Regions from separate parts of the Homo sapiens genome. Here all the other regions are linked to region 2. A link is a loop called in an ENCODE intact Hi-C map of the cell type or tissue named here. Cell type or tissue: heart left ventricle. All regions are shown on one strand. Region 1 overlaps WWC2 (WW and C2 domain containing 2). Region 2 has its middle 37 kb from the start of CDKN2AIP. Region 3 overlaps WWC2 (WW and C2 domain containing 2).

Evidence for each region. Hi-C counts contacts between places; a loop is a spot of excess contacts. Peaks named below come from ENCODE experiments on the same cell type or tissue, not always from the same donor. Only the 100,000 strongest peaks of a DNase experiment are listed, where the experiment ranks them.
Region 1: it touches region 2 in a loop (3-fold over the local background); 12 of 110 quality-filtered maps call a loop at or near these places.
Region 3: a loop joins it to region 2, with 2.7 times the contacts of the local background. A loop is called at or near these places in 5 of 110 quality-filtered maps.

Annotation. Positions count from the first base shown.
Region 1 is chr4:183,281,273-183,289,272 of GRCh38, forward strand. It overlaps WWC2 (WW and C2 domain containing 2), which reads left to right. Exons shown (of 23, transcript NM_024949.6): 18 at 1,436-1,634; 19 at 2,954-3,118; 20 at 4,695-4,787. Among named protein-coding and RNA genes, the nearest start is that of CLDN22, 35 kb to the right of the region's middle. In heart left ventricle, no CTCF peak of the experiment used is centred here; no DNase peak of the experiment used is centred here.
Region 2 is chr4:183,403,471-183,411,470 of GRCh38, forward strand. No RefSeq gene overlaps it. Among named protein-coding and RNA genes, the nearest start is that of CDKN2AIP, 37 kb to the right of the region's middle. RefSeq lists enhancers at 3,924-4,103, 4,340-5,178. In heart left ventricle, a CTCF peak has its summit at 3,797 (motif pointing left); a DNase peak (open chromatin) is centred at 3,771; H3K4me3 peaks cover 892 bases; H3K27ac peaks cover 241 bases.
Region 3 is chr4:183,310,550-183,318,549 of GRCh38, forward strand. WWC2 (WW and C2 domain containing 2) reads left to right here. Exons shown (of 23, transcript NM_024949.6): 22 at 1,792-1,919; 23 at 5,114-8,000. The coding sequence ends at 5,180. It overlaps CLDN22 (claudin 22), which reads right to left. Exons shown (of 1, transcript NM_001111319.3): 1 at 7,551-8,000. Among named protein-coding and RNA genes, the nearest start is that of CLDN22, 5.7 kb to the right of the region's middle. In heart left ventricle, no CTCF peak of the experiment used is centred here; no DNase peak of the experiment used is centred here.

The DNA of each region.
Region 1 (8,000 bases), 120 kb before region 2:
TAGTAAGACAAAGCAGGTATTTAAAAAACAACTTCTGAGTACTCATTTCTCTGTTACCACTCTTACCTTCTTTTTCTGTGTCCTTCCCTGTATCCATACCCAATCCTTTAAAAAGGGGAGGCAGAGGGGGAAGTTATTACAGTTATTGTCCAGGTTCATTTATATATAAAGAGCTCTCCTTCCTGGATTGTACTGTTTCTCTTAAAACAAATTTTAGTGAATATTTCACTTTTTAAGTATATATGTGAAATCATTTGAGTTAATTTTTAATATATAGTTGTTTATACTGTTATGTTTGGTTGAACTACTGTTAATACATGTGCATATACATATATAGCATGCATTTGTATGTGTGTATATAGAAAACTTTTTAGAAACTTAGAGTGACACGATATATCATAAATAACGCAGTCATGGACATTTGGAAGGAAGAGCTTCTACTGTGATGTAAAAAGATATAGATATACTTTGTCCTTATAAAAAGTCCTTCATAGTGAATAAAAATCACAGCACTGCAAAACAAATAAATACGAGAGTGATTATAAGGTTCATTATAGTATCTTTAAATAGTAATTCTCATATATGTAAAATACAAGTTGTTTCACACATATTTCCAAACAGTACTCTTAATATGTAAACAAAGGAATTTATAACTCATAGTAGTCATTAATGGTTCCCCTTGTGTTCACTTCATGGCTAGACATTTATTAACTAGTCTGTGCCAGTTTGTCATTATGTCACCAATCAAATTAAAGCTGAACATTTAGTTATCAATGGAAAGAATGTCTGCATTCGGAGAACATGAAACTCAACAAAGTATGAGATGTTCTAAACCATCCTAGTACTCCTGCTTTATATATTCCATATAAGCTGTATTTATATTCTGGAGCACCACTTATACCACTTATAATGCCACTTCAGCCCATGCCAGGGCTTTTGTTAAAAATGAGCCTTCTGCTAGTTCAGAAGAAAAACTTCCTTAACGTAGGATTCTCCCTGCTCGACTGTGAGTACACTCAATAAAATGAGGATTTAAAATCCTTATTTCTGTATTCACTGTCATATGATTAATTTTACAATAAATGAACAACGAATACCAAGTTATTTTATAGTGAGTGTCAATATTTTTAAATGCTAACATTAAACTCTATAATGTGATTTTCAGAATATGTCTATTTTGATATCTAGAAGTTAGGTTAAATTTCATGAGTTTAACTTTTTAGTACCACATTATGGTGATTTTGCTGCAGGTTACTAGAGGGTGAAGAGAGGATTTTTTTAAATGAGACATTTAGTTAAAAACCCCAGCCAAAGAAATGGCTTGGCTCATTGTGTGAGTCTGTTTATTTCCCAGATAACAACTTAGCATGCCCAGGTTGCGTGTTCATGGAGCATGCCTGCCTACCAAAAGTGTTTTGTTTTTGTTTTACCATAGGCTAACAATGCTAAGAGAGGCCTCTGATGAAATTGTGGCTGAAAAAGAGGCTGAAGTTAAATTGCCAGAGGACAGTAGCTGTACAGAAGATTTAAGTTCATGCACTAGTGTGCCTGAGATGAATGAAGACGGGAACAGGAAAGAAAGCAACTGTGCCAAAGACCTCAGAAGTCAGCCACCTACTAGAATACCAACACTGGTGACTATTCCGCTGTGCTGTCTTAAAACTGATACCTTACAGGCACCATGTGGACTAGGGAGATGCTTGTTTGTCTCCTTAGGTGTAAATTCCATGTCAGGATTTTGTGCCAAAAGCTGATCGTGAAAGGCATATGTGGGAATAGGCTCTAAGAAGCATCATAAATGCTTTAACGTTTTAAAATGGGCCCAAGATATTCTCCACTTATATTTGGAGAATATATAAGAAGAGAAATAGTGCTAGTTACTTTAAATCTATAAATATTCTGTGAATATTAAAAGTATTTTCTGAATTCCTAGGAGAACAACAGGGTGTCTTGTGTCAAGTTCCGTATATGTAGTAAGTTTTATTTCCATTTCAAACATGAAGTAAACATTTAAAGTTCATTTTGGTTAGGCGATGCCCTGATTAGAAAAGTGACAGGTGACTTAGTTTAGGCACAAGTGCCAACCAAGTTATTAAACAGGTAACTTTGCTAGTTAAGTGAGAGATGTATTGAGACTGTCAACCCCATATGGGGAAAATATTTTCAAGCTTCATGGATGCTCACACACTGGGGATATTGGTAGTAGAGTTTAGAAAATTATAATTTTGTATTCCTGAGAAAATAATATTATGCCCTGAGAACTTCCTTTCTCAAAGGAGCAAACTTTCATCAAGAGGCAGGTTTGGAATCAAATTATACCTATAAGATAAAAAATAGACATCTGCCTATGCCTACTGAGTTTGTATTTTGAGAAACTTCCATTTTTACTTAGGTTTTATTTTTGTTACATTTCTAAAGATCCAGTAAAAATACAACTCAGCTTCACAACAGTTATGTTTATACATGTATAATTGCATATTCTATTTAAACCTACAAGTTTGTGGTATATTTCATTTTCTTATATTTAATTATCTTTATCATTTATTTGGAAAACAATGTAATCAGAAAGTTGAATAAAGTTTAATGATGATATGTACCCAAATAGGATTCTTTATAGAATCACTTTAAATCTAAACCTTCATTTTTATGTTCAACCCTTTGGAGGCAGCACCTCTATTTATGGTGCTTGTTGGACAGATATCACACGGCCTGCTGTGCAGAACTTCCTAAGAACTTAGTACAAAACCATTCTTGGTAGAAAACTGAAGAACAATTCTCCCCAGAAGTACTTCAGAAGTACTATAGTCTGTAATGCAAAGCCTTTCTCTTAGGAGTGGCCATAGTGCTCCATGAGTCTCTGTTGTAACATTAGATATTTTTTCTTTCTTAGAAGAAAGGAGCATAATGTTTACACATCTTTCAGCTCCTGACAAATTGTTAACTTCTCTTATAGGTTGACAAAGAGACAAACACTGATGAAGCCGCTAATGACAATATGGCAGTTCGCCCCAAAGAGCGCAGCAGCCTGAGCTCTAGACAGCATCCGTTTGTGAGGAGCAGTGTGATAGTGCGCTCACAGACCTTTTCTCCAGGAGAGCGGAACCAGTACATCTGCAGGGTAAGGTGGCAGTGCTCGTGGTGAGGCGCTGGGACTGCAGCTTCTTCCCTGCTGGTAGGGAGTGGCCTGCAAAGGACAAGAGACTGTGCACTGGGAGTCCACATGACAACGACAAATGCTAGAAATGCTGTAAAACAGATGTAGAATATCACGTGCTTATGGTCCCTTTTAGTTTGTTTGTTTTTCCATCAAATTTAATGCCTCCTTGGTTCCAATGTGATTTATTTGGCAAGTAAGCGAAGTTTAAGGATCTGAGTGCTGAGTATTTGTACGTTATTTGGACTTCGGTCTGTATTTAGAAACATAAAGTGGTTTTTTGAGATACATGTGGTCTGTATATTTCTGTTCTATATCATATGTCCTTCAAACCATGTTTGTCTTGTTGAACTGAGAACTGTGAATTGCATTTTAGATTAAAAATCCTCTTTTAATAATGCTTATAAACACTGAATCACATCCATAGTTCTGTGAAGAAAATTATGAGATTTGTATCAGTTTGCCAAATTCTACTTCTAGAAGTATTTCTGATTTATCTAGTAAGATAGACATAATATTATAAACTGGGTTAGAAATACTTTTTAAATTCTAAATTTATTCATTCAGTTCAACACATTTTTATTAAGCACCTGCTTTTAAGCATTTTCTTAAATACTTGGGATTCATCTAGAAACAAGAGACCCAGAGCCCTGCCATTGTAGAGTTTACATTCCTGTGAATCGAGCCAGACCACAAGCAGTAAATAAGATGAACAAGCTATGAAGTATCTTGGAAGGGGATCAATGCTATGGACAACAGTAGTGCAGGGGGTTGGGGGTGATACGCAGGATTCAGAGCAGGCTGCATTTCAGTAAAGATTTGAAGCAGATGAGACAGTGAGTGTGGGCTATCTGGGCCGAGAGCGTTCTAGATAGCACAGACTGTGTCTCAACTCTGACCTTGAGCTCTGCTTCATGCAGACCTTTCTTTAAAGAAACAAATATCATGTATTAGCTAAAAATACAAAGGATAATTTCATTTCAAAAAATATATAAGTACCTTAAACATATGATTTTTAATAGCCACTACCAAAAGGCAGCTATTCAGATTATTTGCAGGCACAGTGGCTCATGACTGTAATCCCAACACTTTGGGAGCCCGAGGAGAGCGAAACACCTGAGGTCAGAAGTTCGAGGCCAGCCTGGCCAACATGGTGAAACCCCATCCTACTAAAAATAGAAAAATTAGCTGGGCATGGTGGCGTGCGCCTGTAATCCGAGTTACTACAGAGGCTGAGGCAGGAGAATTGTGTGAACCCAGGTGGCAGAGGTTGCAATGAGCCGAGATCACGCCACTGCACTCCAGCCTGGGTGACAGAGTGAGACTCTGTCTCAAAAAAAAAATACATAAATAAGTAATTTAGGAAAATGAAGTTATTTAACAAAATAGAACAGGAAAAACTTGTTTGAGGGGATTTTCTTAAAGAAATAAACTCTTAACTATGACTACCTGCTTTACTTGGTAAATGTCTCAATCCCAAACTTCCACTTGCACTCTGTTTGATATGCAGTGATTTTTTTTTTAAATCTTTTGTTGCCAGTTAAATCGGAGTGACAGTGACAGTTCAACCCTGGCTAAAAAATCACTGTTTGTGAGAAACTCCACCGAACGCCGCAGTTTGAGGGTCAAAAGGGTATGTATTCCCTCAGCCACGTCCCACTGTCCCTGGACCAGTCCAGAATTGTCACTTGTGCAGCACAAACTCCAGAACTACAGAATGAATGTCAGTGCTCCATGCGCTTGGCCTACTGAATGCAGCCACTGGGATACACAGAGACGCAGATGCCATGGCCACTATGGAGATGGGGGGGTGTGAGGGCATTTATTCATCATTGGTGTGGAACCTGTGATGGTTAAGGCTGGAAATGCGGTTTCAGTATCTCTGGAGAAGGGGCCTTCTGAGCCTGCAGGGGTATCAGACGATGGTAGAACACATTTCTGATGACTCTGCATACCATGTCCAGGTCTTGAGCGATTGTGGGAAGGGGTGTAAGACCTGGTACCTTTTCTGAAGGACACACATTCTGGTAAAGGAGGAACACACAGTTTTTGTAGCTTGCTTACACAGATATCTTTAGAAGGTTAAAACTCATGTGGGTGGGCAGCTCGGGTGGCATTTTCCTGGAGGTCATGGGTCTCTGCATGAGCCTTAAGGATAAGTCTAAGAGAATAAATGAATTAACAGGTTGGTCTGTTCAAGTAGTTCAGAAATTCCTGTTTACTTGCTAACAGCTGAAATACTAAAGGAAAATATTTGTTTACTGTGATCATTTTGGCTTAAAATGTGTGGTTCGGTGACTACAGAGCACCACATGTGCTGAGCTCTGTTGACGGCGAACTCACACCCTCAGGAGTCCATGGTCTAGAGGAGGACACAACACACACAGGACTGTCACAACTGTGCCGGGTATGACAGGGAATTAGCCCATCTGATTGAGAGTCAGAAGGGCTCAGTTGACAGCAGTTGGGGGGTCTCCACACTTGAATACAATTTCAAAAAGAAAATGGTAGCTTTGGGGCAGGGTGGGGGTGTGATGGATACTGGGCGCTGTGGGTAGGTGGCGTAAAATGATACGGGAGCAGGGACACACGGCATGAGGAGTGTCAGGTTCTGCCAGCAGCTTTGGCACTGTGGACGGGAGGATCAGGCATGATGGCTGGGAAGGTAAATCAGAAGCATTGTCATCACCAGGGCCACTCTGGTCTCATTCTGCCATGTGCAGAGTAAGAGATGCCTGGCCAGGCAGCAGTGGGCGCCCCTGGTTTAACTTCCTTGTTACTTGAAAGGCATAAAAGAATATTTTGTTTTTCTAAAGGCAGATGAGATGTGCTAGCATTTATTCAGCATTCGTCATTTTCAGGAAATTCTGAAATGTTGATTTTTCAGGTTACCAAACTTTATGCCTTAAAAGCACCTAAATTTTTATCATCTTGAATGAAAAGTCTTCTCAACTCCTTTCTAAGTCACCTGCCTTCTTAAGCAGCTCATACTCTCAGGGGATAGTTTCACTCTTCAGATAAATATTAACCAAAAGTGTTTATGAATCGAGTGGAGTTGAGAAACGGTTAGGTTACTGATAAACTTAGTTATTAGGACTACTTGAAACAGACAAAGGTTAATCCTGAAGCATATGTAGGAGATGGTTTTAAATGGTTTTTAAAAGTAGACAGATATGGTTTGATAGGAACAAGTGGAGAATGGTATTCTGCTTTAGGAATTACAGCATAAGCAAGGTATAGAGGTGTATGAGGACAAAAGTATCTGCAAAGATGAGGAAAAGGTTCATCTGAATAGAAGAACAAAGCGCCAAGTGTGTGAGTGATGAGGTTAGAGGGGTACCGACCGGCAGAGGTGTGCTGCACCCTCCTCACGCTGGCTCACAAGAGCCAATTGTGCTCGTCTCTTGCCAGTTAAATCGGAGTGACAGTGACATCACAGTCATAGCTTGAAAATGGTGATGGTAGGAGTATTTACCACATAGAAACTGGCCAACCCTACAAGTCAGTGCTTTCTTCTCTCCCAGAGAGAGCCAGTTATTAAACATTTACCAGCAGACTCTTGTATGTGGAGTCCTTAGGCTCTGTGTGCATGACAGCTAGGAAAGATTTCTGATTCCAAAAAGTAAGTAATACAGTCAAAGATAATGTGTGTCTAGATGATTCTTACTGTGTAATGCATTTGTAGAGAGGAGAGGGTACAGGTTGAATAAAGGGAACCTAATAAGAAGAATGTTACAGAAGACCATGCAGTATGTACTGGATGTGGAGGAAGAACAGGAGGACACAATAAGAGTGATTCTGACTTGGGCTAAGGCTCTGAAATCAGCATAGGGACAGACAGGCCCCCTCCCTTCCATCTGGCATGAGCACTACCATTATTTTAGATCTTCAAACTGGAGTACTTGTCAAATTTGAGTCCCTCCTCGCTCATATCAAATAGTAACAGTTCTTATTAGTGATCACTTATTTTGCATTCTGTCTGCCAATAATCTAGGCAAGAAATACCTCCGTGTTCCCCTCTGCTGGTAGAGTCTCACCTCTCACCCAGCCTTGTTTAAAATCCCTTCCTCAAGTGCATGTGCCCTGACCCTGAGTGATCCATCCCCTTCCCTGACTTCCTGTGCACTTCTGCACTCACTCACAGCTTCCTCTCGCTTAAGGCCTCATGTCATTCTGCAGCCGAAGTTTTCAAGGGCAGAGATTGTGTCTTCTCTTCCTAGTACTTTGCCTGCACAGCCCCAGCAGACATTTATTCATATATGTTCAATAATTATTGCTTGATGAATAGGTTAAGATTGCCCCTGGGAAGAGCCATGGTGATTCAGTGGTGAAAGTAAGTAGCACACAATGGGAAATCAAGGAAGGCAACTCAGTTTAAGCATTCTGATTGGAGGAGATAGTCAAAACTTAGCAACACTGTCCAGCTGTATTCAGGCTGACTGTCATGGACATGGTAGGAGTTATGTGTCCTGAAATGGAGGAAACAGAAATGTCTTGCAATGTATTTATTTATTACACTAGGCGGGCTTCATGCAATCAGTTGGTCAGGCTAAGTAAGCCAGGCTGTACTATGGTAACAACTTTAAAAATCTCTGTGGTATAAAACAATAAAGGTTTATTTCTTGCCTAGCTACTGGTTCACTGCAGGTTGGCAGGAGGTCCTGCTCCATGTTGCTCTTACCCAGGGCCCATGCTGATGGAGCCTCCCTCTGTGGTTCTTTGCTCTCCCTCCAGCAGGGGACAGAAATGTGCACCTCTCACACTGGCCTTGACAGCCTTCTGCCAGAAGTAAGGCATGTCTCTCCCACTCACCTGCCATGGGCCAGAGCGAGTTGCTCCTGCCCCT
Region 2 (8,000 bases):
CACCCACCTCGGCCTCCCAAGGTACAGGAATTACAGGCATGAGCCACTGCACCCGGCTGAATTTCCATTACTTTTGAAACACAATAAAATAACTAGAAAGAGAAGCTTAAAATCAGCCCAGTACTAAGAATGTACCCATGAGGACGACAGAGGCAGCAGGATGTCGAAACTGTGCTTGGGAAGCAGGCAGCTGGGCGGGCGCTCAGACACGCTGACTCAGGAGCTCAGTCTGCCCCTCATCGCTCTTCCCTTCACTCAGAGAATTCTCTTGCCCCCAAATGCAAGTGTCAGACTGCTGAAAAACTCCTTGAAGTTCAGGCATTTCGTCTTTCTACCCTCCTGTCCACCCTCCTGGCAGAGGCAATGAATCAAATTTCTAACAGCCTCTCTTTCCTCTGCAAGCTTGGCCACGTCCAAAGGGAAGTCATCTTAAAGCTGGGATGGAGAAAGAAAAGAAGGTATAAGCCATGCTCAGAACCTTCTGGGCTCAACTCTAGTGTGTGTTCCCACCCAGCCCCAGCCTGAGAAGGCTTAGACTGAGAAAAGCCAACCAGATCATAGAAAAGCCCTCGGGGACAGGGACCAAGGCCCTTGGCCCTCAGCCTAGCTTGAGCTCCCAGCCAACAGCCAACTCTGATTTTCCAGCCATGTGCAAGACCCATCCTGTAAATGGATCCTCCAGCCCCCAGTGCAGCTGCCCTGGGGCCCAGTCAATGCCATGTGGAGCTCATATGAGCTTTCCCTCTGTGTCCCAGCTGCAGATCTGATGATCTGCTATTTCAGTGAAGCTTTGGGATGGCTTGCTACTCCGCAACAGATAACCGTAACACCAGGGTTCCAGCATTCCCTGAGGCAGCTCAGAGGGATGCTGACCACTCAGCACGCCTCAGGAAGGGGCCACTGGCCAGCCTCGCACAGGCAAGACGATACAAGCCTGTGAGATGGCATCCAAACGGCAAGCCCAGCGCTGAACACCTTTTACACACCTTTCATGCTTTCCAGCCCCCTCTCCCACTACTCCTCACCCGTATCCTTGGATCTTGGGAACCTGCTCAGTATTTGGGAGACTTGACCACGGTTGCTGTAACTTAGTAAATATAAATGGGGAGTAGGAGCCCCAGTCACCTTTTCTCCCAAGTCCAAGCCCATTACCCCCGCTGCCGTGGGGCCTTTTGCGGGCTCCCTTCCACACCTAGCATGTTGCTTTGTGGAAAATGGATTCACAATGGGAACAAGGGGAGTTTGGGGTCTAGGAGGAAATCCAAGGGATGTGATTGCTGCAGGAGCCCAGGCAGGAAGGAGTTCAAGGAGATCAGGACCATTAATATCACGTAGAATAGAGAGGCCATGAGAGAAAAGAGACTAAAGCATCTAGATATGGGAGAATGGACATGAGTTCCAAGAGCAGAAGGGACAGAAACTAACTTGGGGTGGCTTAGAGTGAGTAGGAGGGAGGAGGTAGAGCCGGTGGGTGCTCGCAGGCAAGCCCATCCTAAAGCTTGTGGAGAAGGGAAGGGAAAAGGTATGAAGCAGACAAGGGGGAGGTGGAGGGCTAGGGAAGATCTCTAGTTTCTAGGATAGTTTGGTTTTTAAGAATGAAGTTGCTGGCCAGGTGCGGTGGCTCACGCCTGTAATCCCAGCACTTTGGGAGGCTGAGGCGGGCGGATCACAAGGTCAGGAGTTTGAGACCAGCCTGGCCAACATAGTGAAACCCCGTCTCTACTAAAAATAGAAAAAATTAGCTGGGCGTGGTGGCGGGCGCCTGTAATCCCAGCTACTTGGGAGACTGAGGCAGGAGAATCGCTTGAACCGGGGAGGCGGAGGTTGCAGTGAGCCGAGATTGTGCCATTGCACTCCAGCCTGGGCAAAGGGCGAGACTTTGTCTCAAAAAAAAAAAAAAAAAAAAAGAATGAAGTTGCTAAGCAAGTTTATTCAAGAGAACAGCTGAGAGGAGGGGCTGACCCTAAGGCCTGGTCCCTGGACCGTCTCCTGGTCCAGAATGCAGGAGCTGTCCCTGAGCAACCGTGGACATGCTGGGGGCTGAAGGGACCCACGGGGTGCAGGGAGCCAAGCAAGGAAGGAAGTGCCTAATCAAAGGACTGTGTTAGCGCCTTCCGTGCCCGCGTGCAGGAGGGGCTGTGGGGCAGCAAGCCTTCGCCAGGCCACGGGCCTGGAAGCAACATGTGCCTGCAGCTGAGCTCTAACTCTTAACTCAGATGGTCTTCTACAGACCAATAAAAATAGCATTTTCCAAAAACAGGTTGATTACCCCTTATCTAGAATGCCTTGGGCGAGAAGTGTTTTGAATTTTGGATGTTTTTTGGATTTTTAAATATTTGCATATACATAATGAGATATCTTGGGGATGGGATCAAAGTCTAATTCATTTATGTTTCATATACACCTTATACACATCATCTGAGGGTAATTTTATAAAATATTTTAAAATAATTTTATGTAGGCCAGGCACGATGGCTCATACCTGTAATCCCAGAACTTTGGGAGGAAGAGGTGGGAGGATCACTTGTATCCAGGAGGTGGAGGTTGCAGTGAGCCAAGATCGCACTACTGCACTTCATCCTGGGCAACAGAGCGAGACTCTGTCTCAAAAAATAAAATAAAGGCCGGGCGCGGTGGCTCACGCCTGTAATCCCAGCACTCTGGGAGGCCGAGGTGGGCAGATCACGAGGTCAGGAGATTGAGACCATCCTGGCTAACACGGTGAAACCCCGTCTCTACTAAAAAATATAAAAAATTAGCCAGGTGTGGTGGCGGGCGCCTGTAGTTCCAGCTACTCGGGAGGCTGAGGCAGGAGAATGGCGTGAACCCAGGAGGGGCAGCTTGCAGTGAGCCGAGATCGCACCACTGCAGTCCAGCCTGGGCGACAGAGTGAGACTCCATCTCAAAAAAATAAATAAATAAATAAATAAAATAAAAATAAAGGGTAGCTTTTGGCTACCCAGGGCACACTGCCTATGGGGTAGCCCTGCTCCTCAAGGGGCAGTTAAAAAAATAAAAAGGAGGCCGGGCGCGGTGGCTCACGCCTGTAATCCCAGCACTTTGTGAGGCCGAGGCGGGTGGATCACGAGGTCAGGAGATCGAGACCATCCTGGCTAACGCGGTGAAACCCCGTCTCTACTAAAAAAACACAAAAAAATTAGCCGGGCGTGGTTGCGGGCGCCTGTAGTCCCAGCTACTCGGGAGGCTGAGGCAGGAGAATGGCGTGAACCCGGGAGGCGGAGCTTGCAGTGAGACGAGATCGCACCACTGCAGTCCAGCCTGGGCGACAGAGCGAGACTCGCAAGGACAGAAAACCAAACACCGCATGTTCTCACTTATAGGTGGGAATTGAACAATGAGAACACTTGGACACAGGAAGGGGGACATCACACACCGGGGACTGGCGAGGGGTGGGGGGAGGGGGGAGGGGGAGGGACAGCATTAGGAGATATACCTAATGTAAATGAGGAGTTAATGGGTGCAGCACACCAACATGCCACATGTATACATATGTAACAAACCTGCACGTTGTGCACATGTACCGTAGAACTTAAAGTATAATAATAATAAATAAAAAAGAAAAAAAAAAAGATGTGCTCTATTCTTTCTTTATGTAAAAGAGAGCAAACCTGGCCTATCCACGCTGCAAGTGGTTGTGGAGGGGCTGGCCCGCGCCCCTTCCGCGCAGTCTCCTTCCGCGTCACCTCTGTGACCGCTGTGCCCAGTCGGGCCCCACAGAAGCGGCAAGCGACGTCCTCAACCGCAATCTCGGCTCCTCGGGCGCCACCCAGTGGCCTCGGGGCGGAATCGCGGGCGAGCTCGGAGGGGCTCGGGGTGGCGGGGCGCAGCGCGGCGCCTGTAAAACAACCCTTTGTCTTCAGAAGGCGCTTGTCCTGCCAAAGCAAAGCACCGTGCTTTACAGCTACTGGAAGAGCAGTCCTGAGAAACAAAGCCCCGATTTTTTATAGCCACCGGGGAAACCAGAGCCCACTTCCTTCCTCCAGGACCAGGGCTTTATTGATGCGGATCATCTTGTTTCAGGGCTGACCTGCTGCCATCCCTCCAAGAGAGACAGGAGAAAGATTGAAGCTCTCTCAGGGAATTCATCAAAGGTTTTTCTGTTCAGGTTACCAAACTGTTACAAAGAACTCTCTTATGGATCTCTTTCTCTTTCTTTTCTTTTCTTTTTCTCTTTCCTTTCTTTCTTTTCGTTCTTCCTTTCTTTTCCTCTTGCTTTCTCTTTTTCTTTCTTCTTGCTTTCTCTTTTTCTTTCTTCCTTCTCTTTCTTGCTTTCTCTCTTTTTTCTTTCTTCCTTCTTTCTTTCTTCTTTCTCCTCTTCCTTCTTTCCTTTCCTTCCTTCCTTTCTTTCTTTTCTTTCATTCTTTCCTTCCTTCCTTTCCTCTTTCTTTCTCTTTCTTCTTTCTTCCTCTCCTTTTTTTCTTTCTTTTCTTCTTTCTCTTCTTCCTTCTTTCCCTTCCTTCCTCTCTCTCTTTCTCTTTCTTTCCTTCCTGCCTTTTTCCTTCCTTCCCTTTCCTTCCTTTCTTTTTCTTTCTTTCTTTCATTTTTTTCTCTCCCTTTCTTTTCTTTTCTTTTTTTTTTTGAGTTTTTAAATAACACTGAGCGTGATCTGCCCTTCCCTGCACAGCTGAGAGGAAGAGACTTGGGGGTACGTGATGAGTGACACCTTTAGTGCCCTTCTGTGCCCTCCTGTCAGGGAGGGAAACAGCTTCTGCCTCTGGGGGGGAGATGCCAGGAAGCTCAGCACGGGACCAAAGGGGGCCCAGGTGAGGAGGGTGTTTGGGGCGGGGAGCCAGTAGGCACCATGGGCCCTGGTCTTCTTCAGGCCTCGGTGCCCACCGTCCCCCACTCCCCCAGACAGCCATGCATCCAGGTGCTGTGACCAAGTGAGGCGATACAGTGGGTGCTAGACCATGAATTCAATTTCTCCTAAAGGAATTCAGGAGAAACCATGTCAGAATAAAGGTTTCACCAAATTCAAGAATGAAAACTCCGAACCAATTATTAGCCAAAGACGATGATGCAGGGAAGGTGGCCTTCCCAAGCAGGGGGGTTGCGTTGAAAGTTCTGCTGTGAGCGATCAAGTTACTTAACCCTCTGAGGCTCAACCTCCTCTGCTAAATGGGGATGTCAATGACACCCACTTCATAAGACTGTTGTGAGTTTTTATTGAGGTGATATACATTTAACGGTGATCAATTTTACTCATAGACTTGAGTATTAAAAAAAGTGCCACATTCAGAATGTTCCCAAATCATATTAAATCAGCTTGCCTGTATGGTGAGAAATTCAATCCGTTGAATTTGAGGTGTCCTTCTTGTCTCTAGGATCACATGAGAGTCGTTGGTAACCCTGTCGTGTCCAGAAAGCCAGTGCTGGGCCTTTAGCTCTAGTCCATCAGGGTAATGCCAAACCCCGGCCCAGCCCAGTCCCTAAGACTGACAGCCATGGAGGGCAGGGCCAGGCCTCCCAGGGCCCCCTCCCAACCAAGCCCTCTGGGTTACTTCCTCCTTCCTGAGGGGGCTGAGTGTGGGCTGGTGGGGCAGGGCTTGTCTTTATTACTAGCAGAATACACACACACACACGCACACACACGGACACACACGCACGCACACATCTATTCCGCTGCCAGCCTTAGGAGCTGTCTCCAAGACTCTGGCACTCTGCACCCTCCACCTCTTGCCCTCCAAGGGCTCTGTCTTGTGCCCTGAAGGAGAGATTTCACACAATCCCCAACATGAGGCTGGAGAGCCCAGTACTTGGGATGGCAAAGGAGAAACAAAGACAACAGCAAGAACGACAACGTGGAAAACACAGATTAATTCCTCAGTGAATCACCCTGTAAAACCATAGCACATGTACAAGGCAAATCCTCAGTAACTGGGAATTGTCATCGATGTAAGAGGCTGGATTGGGGACACATAAACTATTGTCATTAGTGCTGTATTATTGCTGTGCTGCGGCCTACTCAGCTGTTCCTTTTGTTGTATGGACCTACCTGCCCATTGGTGCCCTACTGGTCTGGATGTAGGCTCTGGATAGCAGAGAGCAGCTTGCTCAGAGCTCACTCAGGGGACCTGCCTAAGCCTTTGCTATGTGAGTTTCTGCTGTGTGTGTGTGTGTGTGTGTGTGTGTGTGTGTTTTCAATATCTACAGAGATAAATCAGTTCAAACAAACTGTGCTGTGTAAGTGACCTGCCCTTGGTGAGCCCTCACTGCAGATTTGATCTTTCAACCACAGGAGAGAGAACTGTACTCCAGGGGAGAGAATTGCATCGGGTCAGGAGGTCTGGGCTGTCCTTCAGCCCTCGGTGGCTCTGTGCTCGGCCTCTGCACTGGGACCTTGACGTTCACTATCTTGGGTTTTTCTCCTCTGATGGGAGATGGGGTGGAGGCAGGGGATCCCACCTTCCCTGCCTACCTCCCTGGGATCAAAAGAGGTCACAGGATATTCAGTGGACACATTCTGAAAAACACTTGTCAGACGAGGTAATTATATTTCAGATAATAACGTGAGCAGGGAAATGCCAATGCCTGAAATTCCCTACGTCACAAAATAGCTTCGTGCTAGCCTGATACCCAGGCGCGACAGAAACTCAGAGCCCATGCCTCTTTCTGGCCTCAAGCTTGCATTCTTCCATGGGGAGTGACCGGGCCAACCATCTCTGTCATCTACTCCCAGCCTCCTGCCACTTGCCGAGAGTGGGGGCTGTGGAACCATCCCTTGGGGCCTCTCGACCTGTCTCTATCCCACCTTCCTTCTCTTCCATACCACCCCACTGGCTTCCTGGACCTCCTGCTTGGGGCAGCCCTGGCCCCTCCTCACTGATCACTGCCACAGGGGAGAGAGGGCTGAGCCTCGCAGAGAAAAAGCTGGCGTTTCATGAACGTGTGGCATGAGCTGCATCGTCTCATCAGTGCTTGTACAACCCTCTGACTTGGCCTTTTCATTTTTACAGATGAGGAAACTGAGGCTCAGTAACATGTTCAGCTTATGCCCAAGTTCACACAGCTGAGAAGACACAGAACAAGACCCTGCGCCTTCATCCCTGGACCCTATCTCTGCAGTGCCAGAGGGGCTCCGAAGCCCGGGTCTCCACCCCATTCTCTGCCTCTCCTAAAGGGACTGATTCCCAGCTTGGCCACAGAGTGTGGGCAAAACAGAACTGGCCCCACTCAGTCACCTCTGAAGAGCTTTCCCAGCCCAAGAGGAAGACACCCAGCTAAGCAGACCAGCTGCCTGCAGAGGCTTTGGGGAGACGGTGGCCCCAGGAGGGGTTCCCATTGATTCTATTTCAATAAGGGAAATGTAATAAGTATTTTTTGTCCCAATGGTCAAAAAATGACAACAAATTTAGTTTAAAGATCTTAATTGTGGTCGGGCATGGTGGCCCATGCCTGTAATCCCAGCACTTTGGGAGGCCGAGGCAGGCAGATCACTTGAGGTCAGGAGTTCGTGACCAGCTTAGCCAACATGTTGAAACCATGTCTATTAAAAATACAAAAAAATAGCCGGGTGTGGTGGCGTGCATGTGTAATCCCAGCTACTCAAGAGGCTGAGGCAGGAGAATCGCTTGAACCTGGGAAGCAGAGGTTGCAGTGAGCCGAGATCGTGTCACTGCACTCCACCCTGGGCAACAGAACGAGACTCTGTCTCCAAAAAAAAAAAAAAAAAAAAGAAAACCTTAATTGATTATTTATTTGTGATTCCAGAATCAGGCAGCCCCTGTACTGGAATAGGTTCAAAGCACTGTGGCCAGACAGCACGGTGGTCAGGCAGTAGCAGAGGATAGAAAATGGAAGGGCAGCCTAGCGCTGAATGGTTGCAGCTGGGCATTTGCCTAAGTTGACTCAGTTGACCACCCATGGTTGACTGAAGCTCAGCTGCTGTAATGAGTGGAGGCTCAGCTGTTAGTTACAGAAGTATGCTCCTACGTTAGGTTTTCAGTTAGTTTCTGAACTAAGCCAGGCGGCAGTTTGTT
Region 3 (8,000 bases), 93 kb before region 2:
TGTAGTGCAGCGGTGATCATAGCTCACTGCAGCCTTAAACTCCCAGGCTCAAGTGATCCTTTCACCTCAGCCTCCTGAGTAGTTGGGACCACAGGCACATGCCACCACACCTAGCTAATTTTTTTTTTTTTTTTTCATAGAGAGAGTGTCTCTCTATGTTGTCCAGGCTGGTCTCAAACTCCTGGCCTTGAGCAATCTTCCCACCTTGGCCTCCCAGCCTGGACTTCATCTGTTTTGTTCACAACTATAACCCTGCCTCCTAGTACAGAGCCTGGCATATTGTAAAAAAAAAAAAAAAAAAAGCAACAGTAATAGCTTCATTCTGAAATAGTATATTCAGTGATGTGTTGGGTACTGCTCTGAGTACTTTACATATATATGTACTCATTTAAACTTCACAACTTTGAAATAAGTACTTATTCCCAGTGTACAAATGGAGAAACTAAGACACCAGAAGGTCAAGCAACTTGCCCAGATTTACATCGCTAGTAAGTGGTAGAAATGGAATTTGACCCCAGGTTGTATGACCTGAATGTTTGCTCTTCACCAACTTATACCACCTTTCCTTAAAAGACAGTCCACAAATATTTATTGATTGGGTGAATGAATATGAGTGAAATAATGAAATGAAAAGACAACTTTTAATATAGTATCATTAGTACATTTTTATTTTAAAATGTGTCCATGCACAGTACCCAAATGTTCATTATTACTAACAGATGATAAATTGTAGTAAAGTCATACAGTGGAATACTATATAGCAGTGAGGAAAGTGAGTTACAACTACATATAACAGCGTGTATGATTCTCGTGAGCATAATGTTGAGCAAAAGAAGCCACACCCTAAAGAGTCTCTGTTTACTGTTCCATCTATACCAAGGACAAAAGAGGCACATTAGAAGTCAGAATGCTGGGAACCCTCGGGGCAGAGCGGGAAGGGCAGGAGTGTTCTCCCCTTCCTCCGGTGCTGGTTACATGGGTGTGTTCAATTTGTAAAAGTTTTTTGAGCTATACACGTATGTGTGCAGGTTTTTTTTTTTTTTTTTTTGAGACGGAGTCTCACTCTGTCGCCCAGGCTGGTGTTCAGTGGCGCGATCTCGGCTCACTGCAAGCTCCACCTCCCAGGTTCAAGCCATTCTGCCTCAGCTTCCTGAGTAGCTGGGACTACAGGTGCCCACCACCACACCCGGCTAATTTTTTTATATTTTTAGTAGAGACGGGGTTTCACCGTGTTAGCCAGGATGGTCTCGATCTCCTGACCTCGTGATCCGCCTGCCTCGGCCTCCCAAAGTGCTGGGATTACAGGAGTGAGCCACCGCACCCGGCATGTGCAGGTTTTTTGATTGGTAAATTCTACGTTAAATAAACAGCTTTTTAAATGACTAAGTTAGATAAAAAGGGTCAAAAAGATAAATAAGATGTTGAAAGTGTATTTGCCCAAAACATTCTTTAACTGTAGATATTTTTTGGAAACAGTGCTATGAGTAATTTTCCGTTTCATTTTTGAGAGTTCTTAGGTTTTCAGATGTAGTAAAATTGTCACATATTGCCTGTGTAATTAGATTTCTAAAATGTGATTAAAATGAACTTACCCCAAAATCAACATATGCACAGCATGAGTTGGTCATGTGGGTGTTGGCTCCTGATGGGTGATAAAAAGGACACCAGCCCACTGGCTGCCTTGCTTGCCCTCCTGACTTTAGTCCACAATCTTTGAAGCTTCATAGGATGTCTCCAGGGATTTCTAATCAGTGTTTTGTGTGTTTCTTACATTTTTATTCCCTTTTCCAGGCTGAACAGTCCAAAGAAGAGCAGAAGCAAGGTCTGAATGCAGAGAAGTTGATGAGGCAAGTCTCCAAGGACGTGTGTCGGCTCCGGGAGCAGAGCCAGAAGGTGCCTCGGCAGGTGCAGTCCTTCAGGTGAATAGCCCCATCCAGGACAGCTTTTGGGTTGCCCTCACGGGGTCTGATTGTGTAGGAATTCACCTCAGTGCAGTGAAAGTTAATATGAGGATCCGAGACAGAAGTCCTCTGTTCTCTACCTTGAATATATAATTTTCCATTTGCACCTGAGGTGATAAATGTGACTGGCAGAGTTAAAGGCTGATGAAAGCCTAACTCCCCACAAGAACCCAGGGTGTCCCCAGCTCTTAGTAGCTGTTAGCACATCTCACTGGGCTATCTTGACACAGGATACAAAGGTACAGAAAACTCAGACATCTTTGGGATTTTGTTCGCTCATTTTACAGACATTCCTTGGGCAGCCCCAGAAACCTTACACCTTGTCAGGCTCTGAGATGTGGAGGCTAAGAACATGTGCATTCGTTCTGCTCTTCTGGGGGGCTCTAGGCTGTGGCAGGGATAGGCGGGTAACCAGGTCATTGCAGTGCATGTGGAAGGAGCTAACTAAAGGGATAGGTAGGGACCTGTGAGAGATGTGGGAGGAGCCTCAGTCAGTATGGGGCAGGTGCTGGGGCTGCGGGCACCAGCAGAGGAGATTATAAGAGAACCCATCATGGAAGGATGGCTGCAAGCTCCTTAGGCACCTAGGGGTGGCAGTTTTGAGTGGGACATTGAGGCGGGAAGAACAGCATGGACAGAGGCACAGACCTTAGAAGTCAGTGCCAAGCTCTGGCGCATGGGGAGTTGCCAGCTGGTGAGCCTGCCCAGGAGAACTGGGCTCAAGTTGCACAGGCCTTGGAAGCTGTGCAGAAGGCTTCCACCCGTGGTCTCTGACGGGCGGCCAGCAGGGCTCTCCGTGCACAAAACCAAATGATGGGGATGGGTTTTATGTAGGGCAGATATCAGAGGCATTGTGGAGAGTGGGCTGGGGAGAAGCGGGTAAGGGTGGCCAGTTAGGTTCATGGGAGGTTTGTGGGGGGCAGTGGCTGCCCTGTGGTGCCAGCGCTCGAGATGGAGAATGCTGGGGAGCAGGGGTGTGGGGAGGATGCTGACCTCTGCCATGGCACACCAGGCAATGCCAGCAGGCTAGTGAGATAACCATGACCAGTAGACAAGTGGAAATAAAAATCTAAAGCCAGGGTTAGGGGTCAGGATGGAGATTAAAAAATGGGAGTGCTCATCTTCAATGCATTGGTCTCATCTGTGGAAATGGGCCAGACATCCCAGAAAATGTGAGGTGACTGGGAAAGGAGGCTGGTGGGCACCAATCACTGAAGGGCTCGCCCCAAAAGAGATGCTAGAAAGAATGGCTGGAGAGGTCAGAGGAGAACCAGGAGCCTGGGGCAAGAGGGTGGGAAGAGGAGATTGATGGAGAGAACTGAAAAGTACATCCGGGATCCCTGGTGAGCACACTAGATGGTTTCAGCCCCGACGGAGGGAGCTCAGCAAAAAGGTTTGTTCCTATTGCGTTTTTATTTGGTTTTGGTTGAGGTTTTGTATAGACGAGTCTTTGGAAAGTGTTTAGGCATAAAGGGGAGAAGCCCAGAAGAAGCGAGTGTTTTTGAAGTGTGGGGAAGCTAGGTCACGTGGTGGAGCAGGGACAGCTATGGCAGGCTGAGGTCTGGTACCAAGCGGGAGGGCAGGGCCACGGACCGTGTGGCAGCAGCAGTGTGCCTTAGTGGGCTCACAGCTCTTTCATTTTTCTGCAACACCCTGCAGTAGAGAGGTTTTTCCACCCTCTTTTCTGCTAAAGAATCACATTTGTGACTTTCAGGGACTACCACTACTTGGGTTTTAGAACTGCAGGTGAGGGGAGCCCATCCATGTCCCTGGTGCTGTGGTCACTTAGAGAATAAGCAGCATTGTCTAGCGTGGAAAGTCACACAACTCGCAGTTGTTGCCGAAACCTGAAGCAAAGAATCCACGAACATTCCCAGCTTCCCTTAAGATACGAAGCATATTATATCACCAGGGAAGTGACGAGAATGATGAGATGGACCAGGGTGAGACAGAACATGCTGGAAGCGTGGGATTTGCACGGCTACCGTTGCCTGGCCTGGGGTGGTGAGATCAGGCAGCGGTGGGGCCTGGGCCGTTCTGCCCGGCACCACCCCAGCTGCTTGTTTCACCTGGAATCAGGAGCCCGATGGTCCCTGGCCTTCTAATTTTTCAAGAGAAGTTAGAAATCAACAGTTTTCTGTGAAATATCTCAAATGCAGGTGCCGGCAACTACTTCAGGTATTTTTAAACACCCCAGTTAGCAGCTGCGCCTTAAGGCCTCCGCTGACATCACACCTACACTCGTGGCATTTTTTGTTCTTGTTTTCCTCTTATGAATTGAACAAATTTAAAGGACACTGTTCACAGCAGTAGCTCGTTCCAGTGTCCATAGTGTTCTCACTCCTCCTTTTCTTCTCTATCCTTTCTTAGTCTTCAGAACATCCCCACCTCAGCTCTGGTTTCTAACCCGCACCTCCTCCCCCATCTGGACTGTTCTTTCGCAAGGGAGAACCAGTGCTTGATTCTTCAGCTACCAGCATGCCCCTTGCATGTAATATGCCCTCAAGAAATACGTGCTGACGGCATAAATGCCATGTACAGTGTGAAGTTCTGTAGGGAAATAGACGCACTGTTTGTCTTTTTTTTAAGCACTCTCCTCACCTGAAAACCGCTCTGCCCTGTCTCAGCCTCTCCGCTGCTTCGGGACCAGGGCAGTTACTACCTTGCAGATAGTTCCTCCTTCTCCTTTCATTTGCGTCGTGGTGTCGCTCATCAGGTTGTCCCTGCCCCGGCATGGTATCGATGTAAAGACTTTTCCTGTTATTGTGTGCTTTTCTGTGAGGTTACTGAGAAGTTTCCAGGTAGGATTTTGGGCCTTTTGAGTCTTCTGCTACCTAGTTCGGAAACACCCATCCTAGACCAAACCCCTACTAGTTTAAAAACTGTCTTCTGTTGGAAGTTCCCTGAAGGGAACTTACGGGCTTGGTCTGTAGGTGACTTCCGTGATCCAGAGCTGCTGTTCTCCTTGATACCCCCCCTTTAAGCAGGCAGAGGCTCTCCTGATTTTAAATGGAGTTCTGCGTAAGGAAAAGAGCTTCTACCTGTGCTTGCAGAGACATCACTGCCACTGCAGGTCTTGGGGACTGTTTTAATGGTCCCAGAGTATTTTTAGCATCATATATAAGTCAATTTATTTCTCACCCCAACTCTAGGGAGAAGATTGCCTACTTCACCAGAGCAAAGATAAGCATCCCATCCCTGCCAGCTGATGATGTGTGATTACATGACTTAAGAAATTATTTTTTCATCTGTTCACTTTCTTAGGGAGGGTAAAAGACTGAAGATTTGTGTTTTTGTTTTGGTGTTTGGTTTTTTTTGGTAACGTAACTGTCAACTCTTGAAGAACTTTTATTTCACATCAGATTTTCAACACATTAATTTGTAAAGTACCTTGAGTGTAATTTTTATATGCTTAAAAAAGAAAAAATCATATAAGAAAGATGGGATAACCTGGTACACAAATGTTGCCCAGTATGTGCGCATTGCCAGTGGACTTCATTTTGTAAAAATGGAATAGAGGCAGTACCCCACATGTGTACTGTTGAGCCGGCTGTTGAGAAACAACTTGGTTCAGCCGGTGGTTTTGCTTCTCCTTTGTGTTCCTGTGAGTAGGCTGTGCCGATGGCAGCAGCGCCACGTGGTATCTGTGCGCTGGCGAGGAGAGGAGCGCTTTCCATTTGGAGGCAGTGTGAGCACACGCTGGAGTGCAGCGTTCCAAAGTCCGCCCGAAATGGATGCTGCGTCCACGGCCATCACCTGTGCGGGAACACCTGGTTTCCTTAAGACAATTTCCTTTTTGTCCTTTTATATTTTTCTAAAGAAAACTAAGATATAAACTACCAAGTGCTCTTAAGAATAAAAATAAGAATAAGAATACAAAGGAGCACTACTCTTGGCTACACGAAAGATCTTGGGATTCATGACACTGAGGGCAGGGAGAAGAAAGAACACCAGCCACGCAGAGATACAAATAAGCTCATCAAATGAGCAGCTGGTTTGTCTCACTCAGCCTGAATTTGCATTAAGTGTTCAAAAGTGAGTTTCTGGCTTGCACTAGTGTTTTGCCCTAAATCTAAGGATGGTGCCTAGTGGTGGCCCTGTGTTCTGAGGACAGAGAGAGCTGGAGGGGTGGAGGGAAATGCATCGGCACTCATTTGGTGTAACCAAGAAGAGGGGGAAAGATGTCTTGATAGAATCAAAGTTGCCAAAAACAAAGAAGAGTTTATCAAGCAGATTTCTAACATTTAGTAGAAACTACTTCATAGCTCTCATTTTTAGGGGGTTCTATCTATAATTTATGGTAAATAGTTGGGAGGCAAAGGGAAGAATGTGTGTGGGGGGATTATTAATTTGAAGTATAAGCTAAATTGTTTATTAAAAAGCCTATTTTGGATGAACAAGTTTAGAGAGATAAACTGACTAATGTGTCCTCCAGTTTAGAATTTCACCTTACCCGACCCAGGCACTTCTTAAAAACACAGATCCTCAGTGCAGCTCTGCCAGCATCAAGGCTTTTAAAATATGTAGTATTTAGGCCATTTAAACCATACTTATTACTCAATAACCCAAGAAACAATTTTGGGTTAGCCATCTAATATAGCAAATAAAATAGATTTTTTAAAGAAATCCAAAATTGTCTTAAAGGAATGGACCCCTTGAAGAAAAAAAAAAAAAGTTTTGTTCCTCAGTTAGAATGCTCACTAGCTCACTAGCAAGAATTTTTATTTTCTTGAAAGCAATTATATATATTTTGGAAAGTTCATGTTATTGGAATTGAAGTTCAAATTAAGCAACTTCTGAGCCTAGAACTTTAATTACTTTTTCCTAAATGTCCCAACACTTACATACAAATTTCTTTGAAGACATAACTGGACATGGCAGACACTGCTTTGAACAAAAACCAGCCTAGTGAATTGACTGAGTACAGTCCTTTAAGGCTGCCCAGTTCATTCTATTAGATGACTAAGGAAAACTAGAAAAAGAATACAGTTCACCCTTGTCAAGGTCAAATGTGAAAGACAGAAGTTTATTTAATGTAGAGGTAAATGAAGGTGAGCTGTTTTCAGCATCTTAGTTTGACCATGAAAATGTCTATAGAATTATGTGTAGTTGTTCCGTACGATTTTATTTTCTTCATTTATTTATTTACAGTCTTATTTATGTTCTGTTTAATATATAGTTTGATTCTGGCCATTTTAAATATTTGACACAGAAGAGACTATATTGGAATATTTACAGCTTTATAAGTCTTTCATCAGATTAGCTGTTGACTTTTTGTAATACAAAAAGTTTCAGACAAGTATTAAAGAATAAAATCTGTCTCAGGCTGGTAGTTAGCAGTTGTGACCAAGATGCTTTTGGTTGTTGTATTTCACAAAATTTCCTCATTTCTAACATGAGAGATGAACTTATTTTAATATAATCCTTTTTCTACACTTTAAAAGTCAGCAATAGTGTTATGTATTTATAGGCAGCTTTTAATAATCTTGTCATATTTGTACTAACCCAAATGATTCACAGTGACAAAACATTTTAATAACTTGATCACAAAACCATATGGACAAATATGAATTTTAATATTATAAATACTATTTTTAAAAGGTAGAATTTATTCGCACAGGGTAAAAAGAATGTAATATTTAGTTCTCAAGTTTGAATTATCAGTATATTATTACAATTTTGTATATCAGAATCTTAAGTGTTACAGGTACAAAAAGAATATTGCTAGCCAAATGAACAAAGTTTAGCTAAATCTCTGTAGCATGCAAATCAAATAAATTAAAATTTTTTGCTATTGCTTTATCTATATTGTCTTAAATATCAAAAGCTCAGGACTGAACTTAATATTTAATCAGGTTAAATTCTGAACATGTTTCTGTTTTAATTTGTCTTGTTTGTAAACGTATGCAAATACATCACATAGATTAACTGGTTTCTGCACTTTCCATGTGTTTGTGGGTGGAAAAAAATTCAGTGGTTTTTTTTAAAAAAAAAAGCAAAAACAAAGCTACATATTGCCTAATACTCTATTTCAGTGTC